Regions from separate parts of the Homo sapiens genome. Here region 1 is linked to region 2. A link is a loop called in an ENCODE intact Hi-C map of the cell type or tissue named here. Cell type or tissue: heart left ventricle. All regions are shown on one strand. Each heading gives the region's core, and the rest is flanking DNA. Links, peaks and the distances in the headings are about the cores only.

Region 1 (6,635 bases), core at 1,648-5,647, 49 kb before region 2:
TTTTTAATAGTTCTGATTTTAAATTTTTACCTCTGTTGTTGACTTGTTTGGTTCTGTCTTGAAGAAAGTCTTAAACGTTTCTTGCAGGTGTGTAAGTAGATATTTCACTCTGCCTTTCTGAAGGAGAAAAATTGAAAAACCAAAAAACTTCCATAATTTAAAATGTTGTATGTGGAGAGAATTTTTCAACCACTTAGTATCACCCAGATGTGTAATGTGTACCATGCGGATGATTGTCACCTTAGATGTGGCTAGATTGGCGGAGATACTGTTTTGAGCATTTGGCACAAGTGACATTGGACTGAAAAACTAGTTTTTAATTGTAAAGAATGACTTATTGAAGGATCTCTGGATAACTTGTCTTAATTGGTTCCATCTACTTTTGTGGAGCACTGATGGCTCTTGGGGACATTAAATATATAAGGTGCACCTTGGTTTGAGTTAAAGTCTAGTGCTAGATTTATCCTCTCTGTTCTCATAAAAATCTGTGTTGGAGGGAAGAAGAGAGTAGGAATACTGTGTAGTTCTTGAGTTTTAGATCTAAGAGGAATCTTTCAGGACTGGTTGTCCAACCCCATTTGCAGATGAGCAAACTGAGTCCCAGAGACTTAAGTAAATTTCCCAAGGTTACCTATCTAGTCAGGAGCAGACCAGAACTGTCTGCTCTGTTAAGGTATTCTCCATTTACTCCCAAGCAGTTGGCCTCCAGAGTCAGCTAAAATTCAGGACTTCTAGCTTATTCCATTGTTTCTTCTTTTAAACCTTGTTGATGGTGAATAGTTTGGGAGAAACTGTTCATTTGCCAAAAAATTTCGGTTCATTAGCTTACACAGCACTCTCCCCTTGTTAACTGGATGGTCCTGCCTTCAATTGAGGGAGATAGATGAATGTACGAGGGTCCCTGGTTGGCCTAATCATGGCTTTGTTTGGATTTTTTTTTAAGGGACCAACTTCTAGAGCAAGGCCTACACTTTACTGCTTCAAAACCAAGATATTTAGGTCAGGCTAAGATATTTTTAGTTAACTGTGGGCACTTTTGACTGTTGATTTGGGGTACTGCGTGTATCAAGTAAACAATTCCCTGTGCACATGCATGTGGTGGTGGTGGAGTATTTTCGTAGTCCTGATTTCTTTCCATTTGTCAGTTAACTGCTTTTTAAAAGTTTATTCTGGTCATATGGGGGTGTAAGTTATTAGGAGAGTAAAAACAGGTAGCTCTTCAGGTGTTTCTTGTCCATGGGGTGGAGTCCATGCAGTGACTGGAGAAGGTGCTAGTTTGCGTCTTTTTAATTGTCTTAGAGAGCTGAGAGATATATGTTAACTCTGAGAAGAAAGACTGATCAGCTTCTAAGAGAGCTAATTTGAAGCTGCTGGCCTTCTGTAGACAGCACCTTGGGTTTAATTGCATTGTGGTTACTAGTGATTATGATAAATAGTACATAGTCACTGGATTTTAAAATTGGCCATATAGTTGTAGTTTTATATTTATTTTTATTTTTGAAATGGAGTCTCACTCTGTTGCCCAGGCTGGAGTGCAGTGGCGCGATCTCAGCTCACTGCACCGTCTGCCTCCTGGGTTCAAGTGATTCTCCTGCCTCGGCCCCTGGAGTAGCTGGGACTACAGGCACCCACCACCATTCCTGGCTAACTTTTGTATTTTTAGTAGAGATGGGGTTTCACCGTGTTGGCCAGGCTGGTCTTGAACTCCTGACCTCAGGTGATCCGCCTGCCTTGGCCTCCCAAAGTGCTGGGATTACAAGGGTGAGCCACCACGCCCACCCATATTTGTAGTTTTAAAAGGATCCTGGCAGGGCGCGGTGGTTCATGCCTGTAATCCCAGCACTTTGGGAGGCCGAGGCGGGCGGATCACGAGGTCTGGAGACCATCCTGGCTAACACGGTGAAACCCCGTCTCTACTAAAAATACAAAAAAAATTAGCTGGGTGTGGTGGCGGGCGCCTGTAGTCCCAGCTGCTCTGGAGGCTGAGGCAGGGGAATGGCGTGAACCCGAGAGGCGGAGCTTGCCGTGAGCTGAGATCGCGCCACTGTGCTCCAGCCAGGGCAACAGAGCGAGACTCCGTCTCAAAAAAAAAAAAAAAGGATCTTAAGTATTTTGTCTGACTCTGCCATTTAGTTTATTCCTTTGTTTACCTGCCCAATGGAACTGTTTGCTTGTAACTACACATTAATATAACTAAATTTTGAACTTAATGTTACATGCCTTGCTATACATGGGGCTCTTTGGGGACATGCTCATTTGTGGGATTAAAATTTCCAAGACGGTTTGAAGTTTGTAATTACTATAAAATCCCTCATCTTTAATCTGTGGAGCTGTAGTATTAAGTGAAGGCCTTGGTATGTTCATAATTACGATAGTCATGTGACTGAAAATCAGGCACTGAAGCTGCTCGTTCTGGGTGTTGGTCTCAGTTTATTGATGCTTCATCCAAATACATTTTTATAGCTAATAATAAAGAAAAACATCAAATACTCTTGCTAAATTGCAATCAGTATGCAGTTTATGCCAAACTTAGCTTGATTTTATTTTTTGAAGAGGATGAGTATGTATATTTAAGCATATGTGTGTGTGTGTATATGTATATATACTTGTGTATACGTATATACGTGTATACGTATATATATGTGTACATATACGTGTATACGTATATATATGTGTACATATACGTGTGTGTATGTGTGTGTGTATATATATATATTTTTTTTTTTTTCTCTTTTGAGACTGAGTCTCACTCTGTCGTCCGGGCCAGAGTGCAGTAGCGCCATCTCGGCTCACTGCAACCGCCGCCTCCTAGTTCAAGTGATTCTTGTGCCTCGGCCTCTGGAGTAGTTGGGAGTACCAGCATGCGCCACTGTGCTCAGCTAATTTTTGTATTTTTAGTAGAGACGGGGTTTCACCATGTTGGTCAGGCTGTTCTCGAACTCCTGGCCTTGTGATCTGCCCCCCTTGGCCTCTGAAAGTGTTGAGATTGCAGGTGAGAGCCACTATGTCTGGCCATATTTAAGCATATTTATGATAGTATCTTAAATTTAAGTGAAGGGAAAGAGGAAAACATACACAGCCAATGAAGTAAGTTTGAAGTGGAGTGAAAGGAAAAGTTGGAGGTAAAAAGAGGTTAGAGAGGTGGGCAGGGGCCAAATCATATAGGGCCTTTAGGACATGGGAAATTCTTTGGATTTGTTCTGAGATTAGAAGTCATTTAGATATTCTTTAGAAAGGGAATGACATGATCTGATATTAAAAAAAAAACTAGAATCACTGTGAGTAGGAGTAGATCTAATTCCATTCTGACTAAATAGTAAACTAATATGATAATTTGGACAAATATAAAAAGGAATTCCTGGCTGGGAGCAGTGGCTGATGCCTGTAATCCCAGCACTTTGGAAGTGCTGGGCAGGTGGATCACTTGAGGTCAGGAGTTTGAGACCAGCCTGGCCACATGGTGAAACCCTGTCTCTACTAAAAATACAAAACATTAGCTGGGCGTGGCAGCAGGCGCCTATAATCCCGGCTATTCAGGAGGCTGAGATAGGAGAATCACTTTAACCTGGGAGGCGGAGGTTGCTGTGAGCAGAGATCGAGCCATTGCACTCCAGCCTGGGAGACGGTGCAAGACTCAAAAAAAAAAAAAAAAAAAAAAAAACGGAAAGGATTTCATAATATTAATTTCCTTGACTTAGTGACTTCTGCCTATTTTATTTGAAGTCATTGGTTCTTCTCTTCTCTTCTCTTGAGACAGGGTCTCACTGTCACCCAGGCTGGAGTGCAGTGAGTGATCTTTGTTCACTTCAACCTTTGTTTCCCAGGTTCAAGCGATTCTCGTGCCTCAGTCTCTAGAGTAGCTGGGACTACAGGTGTGTGTGTGTGACCATGCCCGACTAATTTTTGTATTTTTAGTAAAGACGGGATCTCACCATGTTGGCCAGGATGGCCTTGATCTCTTGACCTCGTGACCCCGTGACCCACCCACCTTGGCCTCCCAAGGTGTTGGGATTACAAGCATGAGCCACTAAGGATTTGTTTTTAAAATTTTTTTGCTTTATTTTTTTCTTCTCTTTTTTTGTACTAGAGATGGTGTCTTGCTATGTTGCCCAGACAGATCTTGTACTCCTGGGCTCAAGTTGTCCTCCTGCCTCAGCCTCCCAAAGTGCTGGGATTAAAGATGTGAGTCAAGCGATTCTCGTGCCTCAACCTACCCACTAGCTCGATTACAGGTGCCATCCACCACCTGCCCACCACCCTTGGCTAATTTTTGTATTTTGTATTTTAGTAGAGACAAGAATTTTACCATGTCGGCCAGGCTGGTCTCAAATTCCTGACCTCAGGCAATCCACCCGCCTCAGCTTCCTGCTGGGATTACGGGCGTGAGCTACCCTGGCCAAGATTTTTAATTTCTGAAGCTTATAGCTGCTCTAAAGCACAAGGATTCAGTCCCATGATTTAAAAAAGTTGCTTGTTTTGACTTCAAGTATATGGTTGAGCATTCTAACTTTTGTTATGTATACATTTTTATTTTACTGTATTCTTCTAGCCATTGTATCCTAGTCTGTATGTTGCAGATGAGTTGTGATTCTCTGGTGTCTCTTCCATGGACCTAGAGATCATATGCTCTACTACTGGGATTTTTTTTTGTAACTTTGTTTGGGATATAGGCTTTGAGAGGTTAAGGAAGTAAATTTAAGATGGATATTTAATGTTGTAACACTTTGTTAATGCTTTTTTCTACAAGATAATTTTATTATGTGATATGGCAGCTTTGTTGGAAATACCTGTTTTTTTGTGTGTGTGGAAAATTTCTTTTCTGGATGAAATCTCTTGTTTAACTTTTCCAGTTATTCATAATGAAGCTCTGTTTATCTTTTGAAGATCTTAAGTTCAGAAACAGAAGGCAGGCTGCGTATGGTGGCTCATGCCAGTTATCCCAGCACTTTGGGAGGCCGAGGTGGGTGGGTCACCTGAGGTCAGGAGTTCGAAACCAGTCTGACCAACATGGTGAAACCCCATCTCTACTAAAAATACAAAAATCAGCCGAGTGTATTAGTGAGTGCCTGTAATCCCAGCTACTCGGAAGGCTGAAGCAGGAGAATCCCTCGAACTTGAGAGGCGCAGGTTGCAGTGAGCCAAGATTGCTGCACTCCAGCCCGGGCAACAGAGCGAAACTCCGTCTCAAACATACACACAAAAAAAAGAAGGAAAGAAAAGGCAGTAGAGTATCTTATTTAAGAGCATGGATTCTGGAGAGAAACTGACAGTTAAATACTAGCTCTGACACTTGATGGCTTGAGACCCTTGGCAGTAGTATGTCTCCTTTGTAATTCAGTTTTTTTCTTCTGTAGAAAGGGAATGGTAAGGAAGCGCCATGAGATTTCAGTGAGAGAGAAGCACTTACCTCAAGTGCCAGACATGTAGCCCTTCAACTAACTTATTTTATTTATTTATTTTTTGAGATGGAGTTTTGCTCTTGTTGCCCAGGCTGGAGTGCAATGGCGTGATCCCAGCTCACTGCAACCTCCACCTCCTGGATTCAAGTGATTCTCCTGCCTCAGCCTCCCCATTAGTTGGGGTTTACAGGCATGTCACCATGCCCAGCTAATTTTTTTTTTTTTTTTTTTTTTTTTGAGACACAGTCTCGCTCTGTCACCCAGGCTGGAGTGCAGTGGCGCGATCTCGGCTCACTGCAACCTCCGCCCTCCGAGTTCAAGCAGTTCTCCTTCCTCAGCCTCCTGAGTAGCTGAGACTACAGGTGCCCGCCACCACGCCCGGCTAGGTGTTTTTTTTTTTTGTATTTTTAGTAGAGACAGGGTTTTACCGTGTTAGCCAGGATGGTCCCGATCTCCTGACCTCAGGTGATCTGCCTGCCTCCGCCTCCCAAAGTGTTGGGATTATAGGTGTGAGCCACCGCGCCTGGCCTACTTTTTTTATTATTTTTTTTTTTGGAGACAAGAGTCTCGCTCTGTCGCCCAGGCTGGAGTGCAGTGGCGTGATCTCGGCTCACTGCAAACTCTGCCTCCCGGGTTCATGCGGTTCTCCTGCCTTAGCCTCCCAGGTAAACTGGGACTACAGGTGCATGCTGCCACGCCTGGCTAATTTTTTTTTTTTTTTGTATTTTAGTAGAGACGGGGTTTAACCATGTTGCCCAGGCTGGTCTCCATCTCCTGAGCTCAGGCAATCTGCCTGCCTTGGCCTCCCAAAGTGCTAGGATTACAGCCGTGAGCCACCGTGCCTGGCCTTCTGGCCTTTTTTTTTTTTTTTTTTTTTTTTTTTGAGACGGAGTCTTGCTCTGTTGTCTAAGCTGGAGTGTAGTGGCACAATCTCGGCTCACTGCAATCTCTGCCTACCAGGGTGCAAGCGATTCTCCTGCCTCAGCCTCCCAAGTAGCTGGGACTACAGGTGCGTGCCACCATGCCCGGCTAATTTTGTGTGTGTGTGTGTGTGTGTGTGTTTTACTAGAGACGGGGTTTTACTTTGTTGGCCAGGCTGGTCTTGAACTCCTGACCTTGTGATCCACCTGCCTTGGCTTCCCAAAGTACTGGGATTACGGGTGTGAGCCACTGCGCCTGGCTTTTTTTTGGAGAGATAAGGTCTTGTTTTGTCATCTAGGCTGGAGTGCAGTGGCA
Region 2 (6,635 bases), core at 1,092-5,091:
TTTATTAGAGATTTTATGTTTGGTAGGGGGTAGTTACCATATGTCAGTTTAAAAATTTCATAAGTTTAGCAGTTTGTTGTTTTTTTTTTTTGTTTTGTTTTTTTTGAGAAGGAGCCTCACTGTGTCGCCAGGCTGGAGTGCTGTGGCACGATCTTGGCTCAACTGCAACCTCCGCCTCCCAGATTTAAGCGATTCCCCTGCCTCAGCCTCCTGAGTAGCTGGGGTTACAGGCGCCCACTACCACACCCAGGTGATTTTTTGTATTTTAGTAAAGAGGGGTTTCACCATGTTGGCCAGGATGGTCTTGATCTCCTAAACTCGTGATCCGCCCAGCTCAGCCTCCCAAAGTGCTGGGATTACAGGTGTGAGCCACCACACCCAGCCAAGTTTAACAGCTTTTGAAAGTCTTTTTTTTTTTTAGGCTGGGTACAGTGGCTCATGCCTGTATCCCAGCACTTTGGGAGGCCGAGGTGGGCAGATCACTTGGTCAGGAGTTCGAGACCAGCCTGGCCAAAATGGTGAAACCCCATCTCTACTAAAAAATTACTTGGGCGTGGTGGTGGGCACCTGTAGTCCCAGCTACTCGGGAGGCTGAGGCGGGAGAATCCCTTGAACCCAGGAGGTGGAGGTTGCAGTCAGCTGAGATCATGCCATTGCCCTCCAGCCTGGGCGACCGACGAGCAAAACTGTCTCAAAAAAAGAAAAAAAAATCTTTTAGATGAATTTGAATACTTTTTACTTACTATATGTATGCCACACTATTAGCTAAAAGGACTATTTTTTTTTCTTTGCTAGGAGCCGGTGAAACCTGAAGAAGGCAGAGATATGGCAAACAGGATTGGCGCTTTTGGGTACATGGAGTGTTCAGCAAAGACCAAAGATGGAGTGAGAGAGGTTTTTGAAATGGCTACGAGAGCTGCTCTGCAAGCTAGACGTGGGAAGAAAAAATCTGGGTGCCTTGTCTTGTGAAACCTTGCTGCAAGCACAGCCCTTATGCGGTTAATTTTGAAGTGCTGTTTATTAATCTTAGTGTATGATTACTGGCCTTTTTCATTTATCTATAATTTACCTAAGATTACAAATCAGAAGTCATCTTGCTACCAGTATTTAGAAGCCAACTATGATTATTAACGATGTCCAACCCGTCTGGCCCACCAGGGTCCTTTTGACACTGCTCTAACAGCCCTCCTCTGCACTCCCACCTGACACACCAGGCGCTAATTCAAGGAATTTCTTAACTTCTTGCTTCTTTCTAGAAAGAGAAACAGTTGGTAACTTTTGTGAATTAGGCTGTAACTACTTTATAACTAACATGTCCTGCCTATTATCTGTCAGCTGCAAGGTACTCTGGTGAGTCACCACTTCAGGGCTTTACTCCGTAACAGATTTTGTTGGCATAGCTCTGGGGTGGGCAGTTTTTTGAAAATGGGCTCAACCAGAAAAGCCCAAGTTCATGCAGCTGTGGCAGAGTTACAGTTCTGTGGTTTCATGTTAGTTACCTTATAGTTACTGTGTAATTAGTGCCACTTAATGTATGTTACCAAAAATAAATATATCTACCCCAGACTAGATGTAGTATTTTTTGTATAATTGGATTTCCTAATACTGTCATCCTCAAAGAAAGTGTATTGGTTTTTTAAAAAAGAAAGTGTATTTGGAAATAAAGTCAGATGGAAAATTCATTTTTTAAATTCCCGTTTTGTCACTTTTTCTGATAAAAGATGGCCATATTACCCCTTTTCGGCCCCATGTATCTCAGTACCCCATGGAGCTGGGCTAAGTAAATAGGAATTGGTTTCACGCCTGAGGCAATTAGACACTTTGGAAGATGGCATAACCTGTCTCACCTGGACTTAAGCATCTGGCTCTAATTCACAGTGCTCTTTTCTCCTCACTGTATCCAGGTTCCCTCCCAGAGGAGCCACCAGTTCTCATGGGTGGCACTCAGTCTCTCTTCTCTCCAGCTGACTAAACTTTTTTTCTGTACCAGTTAATTTTTCCAACTACTAATAGAATAAAGGCAGTTTTCTAAACTTCCTGTATCCTGTTGTTTGTGTTGCTCTCTCCAGGGCTGGGGGTAGGAGGATGCAAGGACTTCCTGGCCTAGCTCACCCTGGAGAGGTTTGTTGAGTGCAAAGGACTAGCTTGTGCCCCACCTCCCACCCACCCAGCAGCTAATCTGGTCCCTCCCAACAACATGGAAATGATTACCCTGTACCGCATTCTGGTTCAGATTTGGGGGTAGGGTGAATGCAGCCTGAGGAGGCCAGGGAGGGAGGACTCCGGCAGCGTTTCCTTGGCCTCGGCGAGCTACTGGGCTCCACTTAAGGAGGCTGGGGCAGAGCTTCCAGGACTCTGCCCGGTTAGAAAACCCGCACGAGGGCGGTGCCGCTTTGGAGACAGGGAGGAGGGAGACCGGAAGCCTAGATCCCTCTGGCTGTCCCCTGCACTGCCGGTAACATGGCACAGGAGAGGAGGGCTGTTTGTGCACGGGCAGCTCCTGCAGCTGCTGCCGTCGCCCACCAGCCTCCTATGCCAAACCCCACATCCTAACTCAGGAACCTCTGAGAAAAAACGGAGCCCTCGAGGGCCCCAGCCCTTGGAAGGGTAACCTGGACCGCTGCCGCCTGGTTGCCTGGGCCAGACCAGACATGCCTGCTGCTCCTTCCGGCTTAGGAGGAGCACGCGTCCCGCTCGGGCGCACTCTCCAGCCTTTTCCTGGCTGAGGAGGGGCCGAGCCCTCCGGGTAGGGCGGGGGCCGGATGAGGCGGGACCCTCAGGCCCGGAAAACTGCCTGTGCCACGTGACCCGCCGCCGGCCAGTTAAAAGGAGGCGCCTGCTGGCCTCCCCTTACAGTGCTTGTTCGGGGCGCTCCGCTGGCTTCTTGGACAATTGCGCCATGTGTGCTGCTCGGCTAGCGGCGGCGGCGGCGGCGGCCCAGTCGGTGTATGCCTTCTCGGCGCGCCCGCTGGCCGGCGGGGAGCCTGTGAGCCTGGGCTCCCTGCGGGGCAAGGTACTACTTATCGAGAATGTGGCGTCCCTCTGAGGCACCACGGTCCGGGACTACACCCAGATGAACGAGCTGCAGCGGCGCCTCGGACCCCGGGGCCTGGTGGTGCTCGGCTTCCCGTGCAACCAGTTTGGGCATCAGGTGCGCCGGGCGGAGCGGGGCGGGGCGGGGGCGGACGTGCAGTAGTGGCTGGGGGCGCCGGCGGTGTGCTGGTGGGTGCCGTCGGCTCCATGCGCGGAGAGTCTGGCTACTCTCTCGTTTCCTTTCTGTTGCTCGTAGCTGCTGAAATTCCTCTCCGCCCTTGGGATTGCGCATGGAGGGCAAAATCCCGGTGACTCATAGAAAATCTCCCTTGTTTGTGGTTAGAACGTTTCTCTCCTCCTCTTGACCCCGGGTTCTAGCTGCCCTTCTCTCCTGTAGGAGAACGCCAAGAACGAAGAGATTCTGAATTCCCTCAAGTACGTCCGGCCTGGTGGTGGGTTCGAGCCCAACTTCATGCTCTTCGAGAAGTGCGAGGTGAACGGTGCGGGGGCGCACCCTCTCTTCGCCTTCCTGCGGGAGGCCCTGCCAGCTCCCAGCGACGACGCCACCGCGCTTATGACCGACCCCAAGCTCATCACCTGGTCTCCGGTGTGTCGCAACGATGTTGCCTGGAACTTTGAGAAGTTCCTGGTGGGCCCTGACGGTGTGCCCCTACGCAGGTACAGCCGCCGCTTCCAGACCATTGACATCGAGCCTGACATCGAAGCCCTGCTGTCTCAAGGGCCCAGCTGTGCCTAGGGCGCCCCTCCTACCCCGGCTGCTTGGCAGTTGCAGTGCTGCTGTCTCGGGGGGGTTTTCATCTATGAGGGTGTTTCCTCTAAACCTACGAGGGAGGAACACCTGATCTTACAGAAAATACCACCTCGAGATGGGTGCTGGTCCTGTTGATCCCAGTCTCTGCCAGACCAAGGCGAGTTTCCCCACTAATAAAGTGCCGGGTGTCAGCAGAACTGTGTGTATGTCCTGTGTCATTGTCATTTGGGAATTCTTTTTCTTTTCTTTTTTTTTTTTTTTTTTTGAGACGGAGTTTTTTGCTCTATTGCCCAGGCTGGAGTGCAGTGGCGCAATCTAGGCTCACTGCAAGCTCCGCCTCCCGGGTTCACGCCATTCTCCTGCCTCAACCTCCTGAGTAGCTGGGACTACAGGTGCCTGCCACCACGCCCGGCTAATTTTTTGTATTTTTAGTAGAGACAGGGTTTCACCGTGTTAGCCAGGATGGTATCGATCTCCTGACCTCGTGATCCACCCGCCTCGGCCTCCCAAAGTGCTGGGATTACAGGTATGAGCCACCGCACCCGGCCTGGCGATACTTTTTCTAACCTCATTGTCATAGTGGTGGGAACTTAATCCTCCTTCCCTTATCCTAGCCAAGTCTGAACTTTCTGTCCTTTTGTCTGCAGCGTGTAGGATCCACTCTTTCCTTTGTGGGAAGTCTGGCTCCTGGCCTGCATTTCTGCCTTCACCAGAACATGCAAAGGGCCATCTCAAGACCCAGTTACAACAAAGTCCTTACTTCAAAAAAGACACAAGGCAATGGTTGACTGCCTAACTCAAATGATAGACTTCTGACTACTTGCTGCACGCTGAAATGACTGTCACAAAATAACATGAGCCCCCACTCACATTTGGAGTCATGGCCTCTCCAATTGTTAGGTCCACACAATCCCATTTTACACGGAAGCTCATGCAATGTTATAAATTCTGTTATCTGGCTAGATCTTTCCATGTTGCTACCAAGTGCCTGTATCTGCTGTGACGATGATCTTACAAGTTTCTGCCTCATATATTCAAGAGTGAGAAAACTATAATTTAACTGGCCCTTCTGACTATGCCCTGCCCAACACTTAACGTGCAATTAATTGCACATTCAGGCCCAGGATAAGGGCTTGTCTTTGAAGCCAGCTGCTGCTTCTCGGGCACCACTCAGGTCCAGCCTCTCCATCTGTTGACCCTGCTGCCAATAATCTTTAATTTTTTTTTTTTTTTTTTTTTTTTTGAGACAGTCTTGCTCTGTTGCGCAGGCTGGAGTGCAGTGGTGTAATCTCGGCTCACTGCAAGCTCCGCCTCCCGGGTTCACGCCATTCTGCCTCAGCCTCCCGAGTAGCTGGGACTACAGGCGCCCGCCACCACGCCCGGCTAATTTTTTTCTGTTTTTTAGTAGACGGGGTTTCACCGTGTTAGCCAGGATGGTCTCGATCTCCTGACCTCGTGATCCACCCGCCTTGGCCTCCCAAAGTGCTGGGATTACAGGCTTGAGCAGCAATAATCTTTCAAGACAGATTTGGAGCCATTTCCTAACGCAGTGCAGGGGACTGCAGGGCCTGGGTGTAGCTTCCGCTTGTGCAAACAGGTACCCAGAGACATGGTAGTGCTGTTCACCCGCTGACTGTGGACCAGAGGTTCTGGAGTCCCAGCATTTGTGTTCAAATTCGTGACTCAAGGTCCTTCTTAGTCTGAACCAACTCTCAAGGACTTTTCCTCTTGCCCTAAGCAGTGATCTTTGCTGCTGCTTTCCCCCTTTGTCTGCCCTTAGGTCACTAAGGATTGTAGGGCCTTCTGGACCTGCTCTGGCTCCATCCTGAGAACTCCTGAACAGGCCCACCTCCCTCTGGTTCTCTCTGCCCCAGCCTTTGAGTCCCCCTTGGGGTGACCCAGGTAGAACTATCAGCTTCCCCTTTGGACCTCACTCTACTTGTGTTGTTCCTTGGAACTCTCAGGAGTCTCACTCTTGCCCAGGCTGGGGTGCAGTGGCATGATCTCAGCTCACTGCAGCCTCCACCTCCCAAGTTTAAGCGATTCTCCTGCCTCAGCCTCCCCAGTGGCTGGGATTACAGGTGCCTACCACCATGCCTGGCTACTTTTTAATATTTTTAGTAGAGATGGGATTTCGCCATGTTGGCCAGGCTGGTCTCAAACTCCTGACCTCAGGTGATCTGCCTGCCTAGGCCTCCCAAAGTGCTGGGATTACAGGCGTGAGCCACTGCGCCCTGCCAGAATGGAATGTTATTATATTAATAGATCAATATTTGTGATGAATATCATATGCCGGGCCCTGTGGGCCCTGAGATGGCTAGCCCCTGTACCCCTCCTAGACTGTTAACTTCTGGGGAAGAAGATTAGTCATTCATAAATGCAATCAAGGCTCCTGAGTGGCCATTCATGGACGCTCACGCCTATAATCCCAGCATTTTATAATCCCAAGTAATCCGAGGAGGGCAGATCACTTGAGGCAAGGAGTTGGAGACCAGCCTGACCGACATGGTGAAACCCCCGTCTCTACTAAAAATACAAAAATTAGCCAGGTGTGGTGTCGGGCGCCTGTAATCCCAACTACTCTGGAGGCTGAGGCAGGGAGAATTGCCTGAACCTGGGAGGCGGAGGTTGCAGTGAGCCGAGATTGCGCTATTACACTTTAGCCTGGGCAACAGAGCGAGACACTTTCTCAAAAAAAAAAAAAAAAAAAAAAAAAAAATCCACTCAAATGGTACCAAGGCTTTTTGACATTTGTAGACTTCAAATCTGACTCCTGGAATGGAGAATAGCAACCTGTAAATCTGGGTGGACCCAGATTGCCTGTGACCCC

What was found. Peaks named below come from ENCODE experiments on the same cell type or tissue, not always from the same donor. Only the 100,000 strongest peaks of a DNase experiment are listed, where the experiment ranks them.
Region 1: it touches region 2 in a loop (3-fold over the local background); 78 of 110 quality-filtered maps call a loop at or near these places.

The regions. Positions count from the first base shown.
Region 1 is chr3:49,404,259-49,410,893 of GRCh38, reverse strand. The region is part of intron 1 of RHOA (ras homolog family member A); the gene reads left to right. Among named protein-coding and RNA genes, the nearest start is that of RHOA, 4.4 kb to the left of the region's middle. In heart left ventricle, for the core only: no CTCF peak of the experiment used is centred there; no DNase peak of the experiment used is centred there; H3K4me3 peaks cover 1,316 bases; H3K27ac peaks cover 802 bases.
Region 2 is chr3:49,354,543-49,361,177 of GRCh38, reverse strand. It overlaps GPX1 (glutathione peroxidase 1), which reads left to right and starts at 2,825. Exons shown (of 2, transcript NM_000581.4): 1 at 2,825-3,151; 2 at 3,431-4,002. The coding sequence starts at 2,900. The coding sequence ends at 3,790. RHOA (ras homolog family member A) reads left to right here. Exons shown (of 5, transcript NM_001664.4): 5 at 796-2,033. The coding sequence ends at 969. RefSeq lists enhancers at 1,932-2,540, 2,303-2,632, 2,541-3,149 and a silencer at 2,793-2,852. In heart left ventricle, for the core only: no CTCF peak of the experiment used is centred there; DNase peaks (open chromatin) are centred at 2,397, 2,767, 3,157 and 3,597; H3K4me3 peaks cover 2,994 bases; H3K27ac peaks cover 2,752 bases.